2 separate regions of the Homo sapiens genome follow, and region 2 is linked to region 1. Evidence: chromatin loops called from intact Hi-C (ENCODE). Cell type or tissue: mammary epithelial cell. All regions are shown on one strand.

Evidence for each region. Hi-C counts contacts between places; a loop is a spot of excess contacts. Peaks named below come from ENCODE experiments on the same cell type or tissue, not always from the same donor. Only the 100,000 strongest peaks of a DNase experiment are listed, where the experiment ranks them.
Region 2: it touches region 1 in a loop (8-fold over the local background); 103 of 110 quality-filtered maps call a loop at or near these places.

The regions. Positions count from the first base shown.
Region 1 is chr3:197,498,571-197,506,570 of GRCh38, reverse strand. It overlaps LINC02012 (long intergenic non-protein coding RNA 2012), which reads left to right. Exons shown (of 1, transcript NR_145451.1): 1 at 1-1,309. Among named protein-coding and RNA genes, the nearest start is that of LINC02012, 7.1 kb to the left of the region's middle. RefSeq lists a silencer at 4,117-4,280. In mammary epithelial cell, a CTCF peak has its summit at 4,425 (motif pointing right); DNase peaks (open chromatin) are centred at 4,500 and 6,890; H3K27ac peaks cover 2,389 bases.
Region 2 is chr3:197,252,273-197,260,272 of GRCh38, reverse strand. The region is part of intron 4 of DLG1 (discs large MAGUK scaffold protein 1); the gene reads left to right. Among named protein-coding and RNA genes, the nearest start is that of MIR4797, 38 kb to the left of the region's middle. In mammary epithelial cell, a CTCF peak has its summit at 3,251 (motif pointing left); no DNase peak of the experiment used is centred here; H3K27ac peaks cover 695 bases.

The sequences.
Region 1 (8,000 bases):
GGCCCAGAGCTGGGCTGGACTCAGCGCAGTCAGAACCTCGCCTTGCACGTGGCGAAGGAGCGGCAGGCAGGCAGGCAGGCAGGCAGGCAAGCAGGACAGCCAGCTTCCTCCTAGTCCGCAGTTTCGCGGAGCAGCCTGGAAAGGGAGGCCCAGGCTTCCCTGTCTCGTCGCACGTGTGTCTGCAGTGTCTGTGCTATCTCCCAGGGGCCTGGATGTCGATGGAATGCCTGAGGGTGGAGAGAGCTGTGGCTGAGGCCTACCCTGGCGGCCTCAGCATCTGTGGAGATGTGTAGAGACAGGGAGAGTGAATGGGGACCAACCTCAGGAGATGCTGGGTCCCAGAAGCACCATGTGCTTCTCCTTTGGTGAGACTTAATTACTCTCTAAAATGTAAGGCTACTCCCACTTATCAAATTATAGATGAGTTTAATTACAGCACACTGAGTAACCACACTGGGCTCCTTCAGAAATAGCAGCAGGCTGGTTGCTCTTCTCAGCTTCAGCTGTAGCCACCCCAGTTTCAGGAGGAAGTGCCCGTGGTTCCTGGGGCCTGGAAGTGCCGCTCAACTCTGCTGCCAGACAAGTGCGGGCGTGGTGGACTGCACTGGGTACACTGCTGTACCGGCCACCACCCTCCGGCCACTCTCAGCCGGTGAGTGCTCTGCGGGGCCATCTGGCCACGTGTTCTGTGACTGGGTCATTTACTCTGCTGCAACCTCTCTTTCTCCTACCTACATCGTGTTCTGGATAAAGGTTTTGGCTCATAATGTCCGACCAGAGGTGGACAAAGTGGTGTGGGACCTGCCGTAAGAAACAGGGAGCATGGTGCGGGGAGAGAAGCCTGTGCCTTATGGAGACTCGGGGCACCTTCAGGAAGCAGGGTCAACAGCAGCAGGCCGCTAGGGAGTCGGGAGAGCTCGGTGATGTCACGAGGGGCATCAGACTCTTCCCTGCAGGCTGGCGGGACTGATGGGCTCTCGTTCCAATGGAGGTACAATGGGACTTCCGGGGCTGTGATGGGAAGGGCGGAGGAGCTGCCGATGGTCCCAGTGCCATATTAGTGTCACATTCTGAGGGGCAGCCCTGTGCCGGACGGCAGCTGCTACCTCTCCCTCTGCCCCTTTATTACTTGAATCTCTTCGTTGTGCCCTGTCTAGGCACGGTCGTCCGACAGCAGGCAGCCCACTGCCCTCCCAGAGCTCACTGTCTAGCCCAGGGTGACACAGGGTAACCGTGGGCATGACTTGGGCCGGGAAGTGAGAGGCTCGATTCCATCACATGTAAATAAAAATACTCATTTTCAATCTAACACAGTCTGTCTTCTTCCCCGCACAGCCTTGGAGCCCCTCATGGACAGCTGATGCGAGAGGTGTGAGTGGGCAGGGGTCTCTCCTTACTTAGGGAGTCCCATGACTTTGTCAAAGGAATAATAAAATATAAGGGCCCCTGGAAACCCAGAGGCCAACAACCTGAGGCTGCCAAGCAGGCGGTGCTGGGACTGCTTGGAGAATAACCAGGCAGGGGGCTCTGGATATGTGGGACTGGGCACGTGGTGTGGAGGCTGAGGGCAGAACCGGACAAGAGGCTTAGGCTGCACCCAGATGTGGAAGAGCGCACACCACTGCCAGCACCACGACAAGCTGGAGTTTTCAGCCCTAGGGCTTATTTTCTGTGCGGTTAAGTGTACGACGAAAGAAAACAGCAGAACATTAAAAAGAGATAGATAGGCTCTCGGGTTACTGCAGCAGAGAAAGAAACAGCACATCTGGAGGGTCCGCGCTTCTCCTGCCCTCGCCCCCCGAGGCCCTCCAATTCCCTCCCCTTCCCCGCCTCCTCTGGCCATGCAGCTGGCAAACCCCTCCCCGCTGCTATGTGCTTAGTGACAGTGGGGCCTTGGTCACTGAGGGTTAGTGACAGAGCTGTGTGTCTGGCTTTAGTGCCTGCTGGTCCTCTCCTCGCCTGTGTGGATTTACCTAGGTGGTCCCTGAGAAAGAGAGCCCACAGGTGATGCCCTGTTAGAGGTGAAAGAGACCTCAGAGACCCTGCAGACGGAGGGATGGGGACAGACGCAGGCCTTGCTGGCAACTGTGTTCTGGGTGAGGTCAGTTAGAAAGAACAGAAGTTTTGGAGCCAGATGCACCTAACTTTGATCCTGCTCTGCAACTTCCTGGTTGCATAATGCTGCCAAGTTATCTACTTTCTCTGAGCCTTAGTTTCTTTTTTTGGGCGGGGTGGGGAGGGTCACTAACACTAACACTGGGGCTGCTGCCAGCGAGCATTGCAAACCTCGATGTCTTTTTGTCTGTGATGGGGATAACCGTCTGTACTTTGCAGAGTTGTTGTGTAGATAGGTGAGTGGGTAAGCTCTCCAGCCCAGCGCCTGGCACAACGCGGGGACTCAGTAGGTGCCCCGGCTGCTGCAGTCACCGCCTAAAAAATTCTTTCCCGTCCCCACCCCAGCCTTTCTGAGAAATGCAGACACTGTAGCCCAAGGGTGTTCTAGAGGCACAGACAGAAATGGGGACCCACTCAGGGTTGAACCACAGCAGCCAGAGCCCACTTTCAGGCTCATCCTAGAGGCCTAGGGCAGAGGAGGGCACTGCCTTCTGCAGGCCCCCTTCCTGACTGCTAAGTGCAGAACAGACTCCACAGCCCTGCATCACCACCTGACTGGAAATCCCTGAAGATTTCCTGAGTGGATTAAGAAATTATTCGCCAGAAGGCCTTAAGCCTAAAAGCCTAGACAAGTCCATCCTAGACAAAGAAGGGGTTTTTTGTTTTTCTTTTTTCTGGAATACAAACCCTCAAAATCATCCAGGAGGATCAGCCCATTCATTCATTCAGCTTAGGGGAGGGGAATGGACCAGTTCTTCCTGCCCTGGTTATCTGTGTTTGGGATCTTCATTTATTTATTTTGAGACGGAGTCTTGTTCTTGTTGCCCAGGCTGGAGTGCAGTGGCACGATCTCTGCTCACTGCAAGCTCCACCTCCTGGGTTCAAGCAATTCTCTGCCTCAGCCTCCCAAGTAGCTGGGATTACAGGTGCCTGCCACCATGCCTGGCTAATTTTTTGTATTTTTAGTAGAGACGACGTTTCACCATCTTGATCAGGCTGGTCTTGAACTCCTGACCTCGTGAACCACCCGCCTCGGCCTCCCAAAGTGCTGGGATTACAGGTGTGAGCCACCGCGCCCGGCCTGGACTCTTTCTGTTAGCACTCAGTTTGTCCTACCCAGGCCCTGGCTTCCTGTGTTTTCTCTTTAAGCATTCAGGGTTGAGAGTGATCTATAATCAGGCTGCAGGATATCTATGGTAAGATTTGATTCCCAGCCTGAAGGAGTTCCCAGTCCTGTGGGGCTGAGGGCGTGAGGGGGTGGAGCAGATAGGACGCACCAACCTGGAGAGCTGTCACTCAGGACAGCCTGGGCTATAGTGGATGTATGAGCAAAGTTCATGGCAGCCCAGGAAGGAGCAGGAAATTCTCACTGGGGAGGTAACGGATGCTCCCTAAAGGAGGTTGTGTTTCAGCTGGGACTTGACAAGTGAAGAGGGTTTTGACAGATAGAAACAGGAGGTGGGGCACCTGACGGGACATTTCCCAGCTAGCAGAGCAGGATGAGAATGGCTTAGCACCTCAGGGGGATGGACTCTGAAAGGAAAGTGGATAATTTGGGGAGGCTTGAAGAACTCCAGCCCCTGGGAAGAAAGGGCTGTTAGGAGTGCCCCATCCCCCAGGACATTGTTCAGACAGCTCTGTCCTGTCAGAACCAGATCACTCTAAGCTGGACTGTGAAAGCCGTCCAGCCCCTTGGATCCTAAACGCACCGCACATGAATCTCCTGGGAAACTGGTTCAAAAACAGAACCAGTAAGTCTTGAGTGGAGCCCAGGAAACTTATATCTAAAAAGCGACTCAAGGCACAGCAAGGAAAAGGGGGGTCAGAGAAGACGGGGATGCTGCATCCCGAGTTAGTGACAGACCTGGGGCTAGGCCTGGGAGAGGGAGAGCTGGAGCACCTGTGGCTGTGGTTTTTTCTGTCCCCTGGTGGCTACTAGGAGTGAAACTCCGGGAGCAGAAAGGGCCGGAGGGCTTGTTTCAGAAGTGCCAGTGTGGGGAGATGCAGGCAAGTTTTCCTCCCCTTCTCAGAGACATCAGGACAGAGAGGAGACAGGTGTGCTGGGAGCCTGGCAAAGGCCAGATGGCCTGCTCGAGTGTTCTCATTAACAGGATGAAGAAGGGCGGAGCCCCCAGTGCAGATCCTTCCAGTTAGGCACTTGGATTGTGGCACTGGCTGGTGGCCCGGCCTTCCCACAATTTGTAGTTGTGTGTCCTGCAGTGGGCGACTCCACCAGGCTGTGCCAAGCCTGCCAGCTTGCTGTGCCCTCTGCCCCTCGGAGCTGCAGCTTTGCTCACTGTCCTCTCCTTGGCCAGGAGGGGGCAGTCAGCTGCCTCTCTAGTATCCCTCCTGCCTTTAGTGTTGAGGCTGGGACGCGTCAGGGAGGTGATTAAACAGGGCAGGGCTTTCTCAGACCCATGGCAAGAGGCCTAAGTTTCGGTTCCAGTTCCATGTTCTCAGTTGCAGACTGAGCCACTGGGGGTGGCTGAGGAGAAGCAGCATGCCCCCATCCCGGTTTTCTAGTGCTCAGGTACTTGGCTTCCAGGTGCCTAGCTAGCCTAGACAAGCTGGGACTTGGGGGCAGAGATTGCTGCATGTTCCTGATAATTCATTTTCCCCTTCTATAGGGATAGATCCACCAATGTTCAGCTGAGCACATGGCTGCCATAATAAAGACTACATTTCCCCAGATTCCCTTGCAGCTAGGGGGTAGTCATGTGACTATGTTCTGGCCAATGGGATGTAAGCAGAAATGGTGGTACAACAGTTTCCAGGAACCTTCCTTAAGGGGAGCTTATATGCATCTCCTTTGGCTCCTTCGGCACTTCATCCTGCAGCCTGGAACTTGGGATGCTGCCATCTTGGGCCATAAAGTCAAGATATTTATGACATTGCAACAAGATAGTGTTTGGATCCCAGACACTGGGGAACCACATTCCACCTTTGACCCCTCATTCAGATTTTATGTGAGAAGAAATAAACTTCCACCTTTTCTGCATTATTACAGTTTTGGAATTATTTCCTTGTATGCAAAGCAAATCCTAACTGAACCCCTAGTCCAGTTGGACAGGAGATGAGGAAGCCATCGCATACACATGGGGGCAGGAAGCCACATCTGATCCTAAGTAATAAGCATTTATTAAGTGCTTCCTACACGCCAGGCCTTGGGTTAAGCATGTTATATGCATTATCCCATTTGATTCTCCCAGTGATACTATAAGGCAAGATTTATAATCCCAATTTTATAGATAACTAAAATGAAGCTTAGGTTTAAATATCTTTCCTAGTTAGAAAGTGACAGGATTCAGAACCAGACTGTCTCTAACTGCTGGGTGCAAGCACTTACTGTTCCTCAGGCAATGAAGAGGGCTCCTGCCATGCTGGCCACAGCCTCCCTGACATCACCTGGGCTATGAAGAGGCAGCTCCTCTTTGATTGAAAGGAGAGATTCATGAGGTTGGGACTGAGCCAAAATTGAACACAAAACAGGCTGAGACAATAGGCAACCAAACTCTCATCCTTATTCTCTGAACAAAATTCTTAAACTTGAAATATTTTAGAGGGCTATTTCTCCTCCTTCTCCTTCTTCTTCTTATTTTTGAGATGGAGTCTTGCTCTGTCACCCAGGGTGGAGTGCAGTGGCCCAATCTCAGCTCACTCTAAACTTTGCCTCCTGGGTTCATGCGATTCTCCTGCCTCAGCCTCCTGAGTAGCTGGGATTACAGGCACGTGCCACCACACTTGGCTATTTTTTTTTTTTTTTGTATTTTTAGTAGAGACAGTGTTTCACCATGTTGGCCAGGTTGGTCTCGAACTCCTGACCTCAGGTGATCTGCCTGCCTCGGCCTCCCAAAGTGTTGGGATTATAGGTGTGAGCCACCATGCCTGGCCTAGTTCTTTTTTTTTTTTTGGAGATGGAGTCTCACTCTGTCACCCAGGCTGGAGTGCAGTGGTGTGATCTCGGTTCAAGAGATTCTCCTGCCTTAGCCTCCCGAGTAGCTGAAATTACAGGTGCCTGCCACCACACCAGGATAATTTTTACATTTTTAGTAGAGACGGGGTTTCACCATGTTGACCAGGCTGGTCTTGAACTCCTGACCTCAGGTGACCCACCTGCCTCGGCCTCCCAAAGTGCTGGGATTACAAGTGTGAGCCACCATGCCTGGCTTAGTTCTTCTTAATGAAAGTGTCCTCTCAGAAGCATCCCCAGTGAGACCACCTCCCGTTTAGTGGCTGAGCTAAGAAGACTCAAGACTCCTCTTCTTCCACCTCCTCCCTCTATCCCCACCTTCCTTTCTCTCTCCCTCTTCCTCCTCTCCTCACTCCTCCTGTTCCTGAGGATCATGGAGGTGGTACCAGAGGCTCCTTACGCAGCATGGCCTACCACCAAGTGGGCTTTTGTTAATCTGTTTAGCTTCAAAGATATCCATGAAGCAGCAACCACTAAATGTCCAAGAAATAATGGATTCCATCTGGGCAGCCAGGAAGCCTTGTTACTATTCCCTCTTCTACTACCAACTGGCCACATCGTCCAGGCAGCAAACGCCTTATCCTTTCTGGGCCTCACTCTCCTCATTGGAAAACAATAGTAATAATAATAACAGCAACATCTAACACATCTTTTTTTTTTTCCTCACAGACAAGGTCTGGCTATGTTGCCTAGACTGGCCTTGAACGCCTGGGCTCCAGCGATCCTCCCACCTCAGCTTCCCAAGGTAGCTGGGACTACAGGCGTAGGCCACCACACCCAGCTCACCAGCAAACAATCTGTTGAGTCATCCAGACTCACTATGTTCTAAACACTTCACAAGCGTTTATTCACTCATCCTTCCCAGGACCCTATGAGGGAGGTACTATTACTATTATGGGTGGGGAACCTGAGACACCGAGGTTTCTAAGTGGCCCAAGGTCATGCGTGCACCACGAAGTCAAAATGAGACTTGAAAGAGGACCTGGCAGCTGTGTTTAGTCACGGCCCTGGGTTAAATGACCTCTCAGGCAAAGTCTCAATGCAGTAAAGACAAAGTGGGGGTGCTTGGGTGGAATGGGGGTGGGGGTCTAAACCCTCGCCCTTCCTCCCCCCACCCGCCCTTAGGGGAGGGGCTCTCCAAGCGCTGCTCCACGTGGAACATTCTGAGAATCCCCCAGGGCCTGGGGCCGCTGGGGTGTGGGAGGGCGGGGAGAGAGCGTGCGCCCTGCACAGTGAGGTCGTGGCGCCCGGCACCTGCCACCTGTGACTGGGATGAAGGGCTCGATCAGAACCTGTCTGCCGGTTTCCCCGTGCGACGATTAACCACCACCCCCTCCATAACCCGTGTGTTTTCCAGGTGAGGAAAATCCCCACCGAGGAGAGCTGGGGCACGCGGGCCTTGCGCTCACCGCGGGCGGGTCGTGCGGCCCCCTTGGCGACACCCCGCGCTCCCCGGGCGCCCGCCCCAGGCCCAGATGCTGCGCGCGGCTCCCCCACTCAGCGGCTCCCTGGGAGCCCCGGCCGCCCCGGCGCCTCCTCCCGGCCCTTCCCGGCCCCGCGGCCTTGCAGCTGGCCGACCCCTCCCCCAGCTCCGCGCTTAGGGACGTGGGGCCCTGGTCGCTGAGGGTGAGTGACGCAGCCGTGCGTCCGGCTGTCCGCCCCCATCGGTCGTCTCCTCGCCTGTGCGGATCGCGCCGCCGTTCATGCACCTGTCCCGAGTGAACGTGGTGGAGGGATCTGGAGGTCTGACTCCTCACTCCCACCCCTGAGCTGTGGGCAGAAAGCCACTTGCAGAGCCCCGCCAAAAAGTCACTCTCTCTGGCTCGAGGCTCATTCAGGTGTCCTATGGCCACCGCTGAGAGACACCTGGGGCCCTCTGTGCGGCTGGGTCAGTCTCCCGCTGGCCACTGGCAAA
Region 2 (8,000 bases), 250 kb after region 1:
TTGTAACCACAAAGGTAAGATATAATATGCTTTTCTGTATTTCATTGTTAGTGACAGATGTGAGAGACCCTTTGTTCAGTGTCTTTTAAAAATAAGGTGTAACCATTGTTATAGATTTGAAAATAGATGTGTGAATCCATGTGATGCTTAGTTTATATCCTTTAGAAAGGGCGGTATTTTGAAATGTGTTTTAGATAGCCAAAAGCGTGTTGCACAGATGTTTTTTCCCTGAGATTTACAGGAAGCCTTTCTCCCAGCAGCAAGGGTCTGTAAAGTCCTGATTATATTTAAATCTTCTCAGTGTATTCTCAGAGCTACTCTTCTCCCCTTTGTGTCCCAACATGCCATGCTAGTTGAAAGTATAACTCGTTTTGAGAGCATTTTCTGGACTCTTCCATCTATTATAATTATAGTTAATTTTTTGTTTTTTTAGGAAGAGGAAAATAGTCAAGTGCTGATTGTGTTGCCTTTAGAAAGATGTTGATGTGGATTTAAAATGATTAGACTTGTACAAGCACTCCTTGAAAGTACTTGTTTTGAAGTCTGTTTTGCTCATTGTGTTCAAAGTGCAGCATGCTTCACTTAATCTCTAAGTTTGGCTTCTTTTATTTTTGAGCACCAGTTTGCAGACATTGTGTGATGGTGTTATAGATTCAGCGTGCTTACATTTAAAATTCATCCATTGGTTTTTAAAATATGGAATAATTTACCTTTTTTTATTTCTATGCACTTACGATGTCTCATAGTGATTGCTAGACAAACTTGTTGAGATTTTAAAATTACATTCAGTAATAAAAGAGTAGGTAAATTTGTAAATTCTGAAAGTAGAGGCTATTACTCTTTCTGTATAATGAATTATTTTTCATAAGAGGAAAAGCAGGAAAATTGATGGAAATTAGTTTTCTTTTCTTGTTGCTCAGAGTTCTAGTTCAAACAGTAGTTTCTGATCGGATACAGACATGCCCATTATCTGTTTCCATTCCCTGTTTATAAGGAGATGTCTTCTCTGTACCTCTAGGTAAACTGTCTTGTTGAAATATTCTTACTGAATGTTTAAAGGGCACATAATCCTGGAAAACAGGGTCGTTGTTGCTTTTTCCCTCTCTAAATTTTTTTCATGGTTGTCTATGTTGGTTCTCCCCTGTGATTTGCCTTTTATCATTTCATTCATTTTGGTTTTATTTCCAGTATTATAGCAAGGTTATTTGAAATGATCTATCTCCTCTCTCTGCTCCATCTTCCTTGATAGACTTTGAATTTTTTTACATTGACTCTTTTAGCAAAAGAGGGTCTATTTTGCTTAAAAAATTAGATGTAATCATTATCCTAAAGTATTTATAAATTTTTATTATATAACTGTTAAAGCAAAAATAGAGAAGGATGTAGGTTGGAAATTAGAAGCCTAAAACATTGTTTGTAGTTGCTTTTGAAAAAACTAAATTAAAATAATTTGTTCTATTATTAGAAATAAACCCTTTGAACATATTTAACCAATGGCTCTAGCAGGAAGAGCAAAATTCTTGATTTTCTTTTGAACTAAAGGCTGCGGTGTGTACCCCATCCCTTGTTCTTTTCTCCCTTTTCTGGTCTTAGAGAGCTTTGTGATTCTATATGTGTTTTAAAAGTCTGACAGTGTAGTTGATGTAATTTTATCATGTTAATACTAAAACACCTTTCCAAGTGAAATTTTTTTCATCATCCGCCTCCCCTCTCTCCCACTTGTGTAGGCACGGTGAACTAGGTAGGCACGTTGCATCATTGCTACCATGGATACCCTTAAGTACAGGCATGTGGGTTGAGCTAAAGCAATGATGATTAGTTTTTTGGTTGTTCCCCCCCGCCCCCCCATAACTATATGTTCTTCACAATGAAGAATCTGACTTTAAAACGTTTGCAAATGACAAGGTTGTGAGATGTGATGACTAAACCATCACTGCTACTGAACTGCCAAATCTTGGTCTCCATTTACAGTAGTATTAATGCCATTTACTAATTTAAGGCTGTCATAAATAGCTCTGTATTCCTTTTCTGATTAATATGTTTTAAATCCAAGTGTAATGTTTGTTTTGTTTTGCCTTTTAGTGAAAATGAAAATGTACTTCTCTTCGAGTTAAAAAAAATACTCTTCTGGATTTAGATATTTTGTGGGACAAAAAGATGCTAGTGAGCATTTCTAGCATGGCAGCGTTTCTGATTATTGTTCATACACTTATATACATTTTTATGTACTTTAATCAGCTTGGTTACAGTATTTTGTGCTTTTCCACATAATGTCTAAGAGAGATTTATTTTTGTGTTTGTAAGTTCTTGTGTTCTTAGCTAGCTGCTTTGCAAACATGTCCGTTGAGGTGGAGTTAATATTGTTAGAGGCCAGGCAGTGAAGTGTCATTTTTGTCAGGCTCGTAATCACTGTAGGAAAATTAACTCAGAGCATAAAAGGCCCAACAAGAGTGATTTAGGATTATTGTTATATATGGTATATTTTCTTATGTTAGCAATAAAGCACTCTGCTTAAACCGCAGCTGAGGGCATTTCGTGTTCTTTAGCATGGAGGTTTCCCAGCTGTCAAGTAACTTCTGAGAGTAACTTTAGTACCAGAATTTCTTGTAATAGGATCATGTCTTTCTTTAAGTTCAGGTGTTTCATTAAGGCAAGCTGGAGATAGGAATAAAAGGATTATGAAAGAGAAGGAGCTTGAAAGATGCTTTTACCCATACCTGTTTCTGCTTTGTCAGCCTCTTTTTGCTGCCTTTATTTTAGATTTTAGAGTGATGCTTTGCCTTGTCTTCTGAAACAGTTCCCTGAATCTCCTACTTGCCAAAAGTTCATGATTCTTTTGGTGATTCTTTATATGGGTAAAGAAAATGTATGCCCGTGTGTGGGGATGTTTGTCATTCCAGTGGGTGCCCAGCAAATTTGTTTTAACATAACTGATAGAATTTTAGGAATTAAGTCACCAGAGAACTGTTGAATTGTTTTGGTTTATCAGTTTGGGAATTATGAATACAAAATTTGACTCCTTTGGGTAAAACAGCTATCTTTTATTTAAATATTCATATTTATATTAGGGTACTTTCACTTGTAGGTTGTATTAAAATTGTATGTTAGAAGCTTTGAAAGGGGTATTAAATATGTTAAAAGAAAGTCTCAGTACAGGTATTTCAGATTTTTTAGATTTTTTTTAAAAGACTTCAAATTTTTTAAGTTAGGTTTTAATAGTGAATAGAAATGCTGCCCTCTACTGTTGGCTGATTGTTTGACTGCCACGTAAAAATGTTCAGTAACCTGTAATAGAATTTTTTAGTGTAGATCATATTACTGTGTTGAAGTATAATTATGTTAAACGTTTTCCTTATAATTTAGTTAAGTTATAATCAAGTGTTTCCTAATAATGCTAACTACTATTAAATAAGTTCATTACCATTTTGGCTTTTAGAAAAACTTGAGTCCTGGAGAAAGTTTCGTTTAGTCTTAGCTCCTCATTTTATATGGTGAGGTTTTAGTACTTCCTAGATTGATCCCTTATGGTTGTGTGACTGAAAGCTCGTATTGATAACTTATAACCAAACTATAGGTAAAGATACATTTTTCTAAACTAATTATTTTTAGTTTATGCTATGTAAAATGTCTGAACTTCTGAAACTTATGTTTTACATGTAAAAAAATTTGGAATTTAAATCACTATTAAATCTTTGCATGTTTATTAAAATGAGGCACTGCTTTAAAAAGTAGTACTGTTGAGCAAATTTAAACCTCTGATTGATGTTTTTCACCGTGAGTGGAGGGATTAGAAGAGACGGTTTTAAAGATTCCTTTTAGCTTCGCTGAGTGCCTACTGTGTGTGAAGTACTGTAGAAAATAAACACGGAAAACAAAGGCTATTATAGTTCTTCCTTTAGATCAGGAGTTGGCAGACTATGGCCAGTGGGCCAAATTGGGCCACACTCACTCATTTACTTACCTTGTATGGCTGCTTTAGTGCTACAGTGGCAGAATTGGGTAGTTGCAGCAGTGAGCATATGGCCTGCAAAGCTGAAAATACTTACTCTCTAGACTTTTACAGACAATGTTTGCTAACCCCTGCCCCAGATGAACTTCTCATCTAGTGCAGAAGATATATCTAAAAAGAATCATTTTAAACAGATTTTTATAGGACACATAGAATGCCAAATAAAGCTAGCATGTCATTAAAATATGCTTTCTTTATTAGCGCCATTCTTCCTGTTCAGTAGTATCTTAACATCATCTAATAATTCCCAAAGATTCTTGTTTATTGGCCATTTGCAGATATCGTACCTCACAGCCTGGTTATTTTCATCATCATCATTATTTTTTCTGTGTGAACTGCACAAATCTAAGTACGCAGCTTGATGCCTTTTTATAACTGCAATCACTATCCATAGAAAGACACAAAACATTTCCAGTACTCCAGAAAGACTCCCATTAGCTCTTTCCAAGACAGCCCACCCTCCCCAGAGATAATCTTTTTTTTTTTTTTAACTCATATCACTATAGATTAGGTTTGAACGTCATATAAATGGAATCATGCAGTATATATGATTAATTATGGCTTCTTTTACTCAGTATCTGTGTTACTGTGCGTGCTGGTAGCTTGTTCCTTTTTATTGCTGTGTAATATTCCATGGTGGGAATTTGAATTGTTTCTACTTTTTGGTTGTTATGAAGAAAGCTGTGTAAAACATTTTATACAAGTCCTTTTGTGTACATATCCACTAATTTCTCTCAAATATATACCTGGGAGGTAGGATTTTTAATTCACATTGTAGAGCCCTTACCACAAAGTTTTTGTTTAATAGGACAAAGCAGGAGGCAGGAATCAATGACACACTTTCACTTACTTTATAAGTTCACCTAGTCCCCTGCTTCATTACAAAGTGGTGACTTTACATTTTTTCATAAGCACTGTGATTAAGGCAACCTACGTTTTGACTAAATCAAACAGGTTTTATTTCCAATGCCACCTCTTATTGGTGTTGGTGTCTAGAGGTCTTTGCTAAGAATTCTGATAACAAGTTGAAAGTGCTGTGATTGTCTAGTAGTCTTTGCTGTGTTGAGGGATTAGAGATGTGTGGGGGAGGCATGTGACAGAAGAATGGGATCATTTTTATTTAATATATTTGAAAAATTCTTACATATTGAATATAGTGCATTTAAAATTACCTCATTGCTTGAACAGGTCATAGATTTTTTTTTTTGAGACAGAATCTCGCTCTTGTCACCCAGGCTGGAATGCAGTAGCGTGATCTCGGCTCACTGCAACCTCCACCTTCCAGGTTCAAGTGATTCTCCTGCCTCATCCTCCTGAGTAGCTAGGATTACAAGCACGTGCCACCACGCCCGGCTAATTTTTTTTTCTTTGTATTTTTAGTAAACGTGGGGTTTCACCACATTGGCCAGGCTGTCTTGAACTCCTGACCTCAGGAGGTGATCCACCAACCTCTCAAGGTGCTGGGATTACAGGCATGAGCCACCACGCTCAGCCTTTGAATAGGTCATAGATTTCTTAATTTCATTTATTGTATTTTTAACTTTTAGAATGTCTGTTTGCTCTTTTTAGAGTTTCTATTTCTCTTAAATTTGATATTGCATCTAATTTGTACATCTTTTCCTGTGTATTTAAAAATTGCCATTTTAAAGTTCTTTTCTGCTATAATAGTTCTAACATCTGTGGTTCTGCTGTGTGGGTTTTCTTTTGATTGTTTTCCTCTTATGTTATCCTACTTCTTTACATGTCTTAAATTTTTTATTGTGCTCTAAATAACGTATAAAAGAACCATTGAAAGCGAAGCAGTGTTCTTTCCTTTTCAGGAAGCTGCAGTGAGGCTGATAAAATAGGAGTTGAATTTGTTTAGGGTTAGGTTGCTGCTTTAGTTACTTTCACCTGGCTTCTGTTTTCAGCTGTCATGAGGGTGGGAGATGAGTTTTGTGTCTTTCATTGGTTCTTTCCACTAGCATGACTTTAGGGTGTATGAACTGTGAGACTGCAGAAATGTTTCATGGCTTTATAGCCCCATTCTCAGCCTGCTACACTGCTGTACCCTCAGTAAATGCCCCATGAAGGCGATCTAATGTGTGGGGACAAATAACTCTCCATTTTAGGATCCTCCAGATTCTAACTGGTCATGCCAGCCCACGTCATTAAAGGCTCCACTCCTTATACCATCAAAGTCACTCAATCTGTATCAGGTCCATTCCTTTGCCCACCTGAGTCTAGGCTTGTCAGATACACTGTTTAGGTAAGTGTCTGCCTTCTTACAAAAGGCTTCTTTCTTTGGGGTTTAGATTCTTTCCTTCGTGTGCAGAAATTTCCATTTCCTTTTTTTTTTTAATTAAACCTTTAATTTTGGGTTAATTGTAGATACATGTATGTTTGTAAAAAAATAATAATAATGCAGAAATCACATGTGCCTTTAACCCAGTTTCCTCTAGTAGTAACTCTAGCATAGTATCACTAACCAGGATATTGACGTTAATAGAGTCAAACTACAGAACATTTCTGTCACCACAAAGATCACTCGAGGCCTTTTTGTAGCCACACCTACTTTCCTCTCACCCCATCCCCTTCTTAACTCAAAGCAACCACTGATCTGTTCTCTATTTCCATTATTTTGTCATTTCAGCAATTCTATATGAATGGAATAATAAATATATAAACTTTCAGGATTGGCTTTTTTCACTGAGCATAATTTTCAAGAGATTGCCGGGGAGTGAAATTGATGGGTCATATGATAGTTGCATGTTTGCTTGTTTTTTTAAAGAAACTGCTAAACCGCTTTCCAGAGTAGCTGTATGATTTTACATTTCCAACAGCAATGTGTGAATGATCGAGTTTTTCCACATCCTTGCCAGCATTTGGTGTTGCCTCATTTTATTTTAGTCATTGTCATCGATGTGTAGCCACATTTCCCTGATGGCAAATGATTTTGGACATCTTTTCATGTGCTTATTTGCCATCTGTGTATCTTTTTTGGTGAAATGTCTCTTCATGGTCTTTTGCCCATATTCGAATTGGGTGGTTCTTTTTACTACTGAGTTTTGAGAATTCTTTATGTAATCTATTATAGTGTACTAGTCCTTAGTCAGATATATCATTTCCAGATATTTTCTCCCAGTATGTGGCTTGTCTTTTCATCCTTTCTTTAAGGATCTTTCGTGGAACAAAACCTTTTAATTTTGATGAAGTCCAATTTATCAAGTTAGGTGACAAATCTCATAACTCTTTGCCTAACCCTAGGTTTTGAAAATTTTCTCCTGTTTCTCCTGTTTTTTCAGATTAAGTTCATAATCCATTTTGGGTTAGTATTTTTTTTATTGTGGTAAAATATACATAACATACAATTTATTATGGTAACCATTTTTATGAGACTGACATGCTGCCCACTGCGCAAAGAGGACGATTATTCTAACCATTTTAAAGTGTATAGTAAAATGGTATTAAATACATTCATGAGATGCAGCCACTACCACTATTCATCTATAGACTCTGTTCTAATCTTGTAAAACTGAAACGAGGACAATTATCCTAACCATTTTAAGTTTACAGTTAAGTGGTATTAAATACATTTGTGAAATGCAGCCGTTACCACTATCCATCTACAGACTCTTTTCATCTTGCAAAGCTGAAGTTCCATAGTCATCAGACATAACTCCTCATTCCCTCATCAGACAATAACTCCTCATTCCCTCAGCCATCATTCTACTTTGTTTCTCTGATTTTAACTACCGTAAGTACCACATAAAAGTATAGTCAGATGGTATTTGTCTTCTTGTGACTGGCTTGGTTCACTCAGCATCATGTCCTCAAGTTTCAGCCATGTTATAGTATATGTCAAAATTTCCTACCCTTTTAAAGCTGAATAATATTCTATTATATGTCTATACCACATTTTTCGTATCCATTATTTCGTTAATGGATACTTTGTTTCCATATTTTAGCTATTGTGAATAATATTGCTATGAAAACAGTATAATCTCTTTGA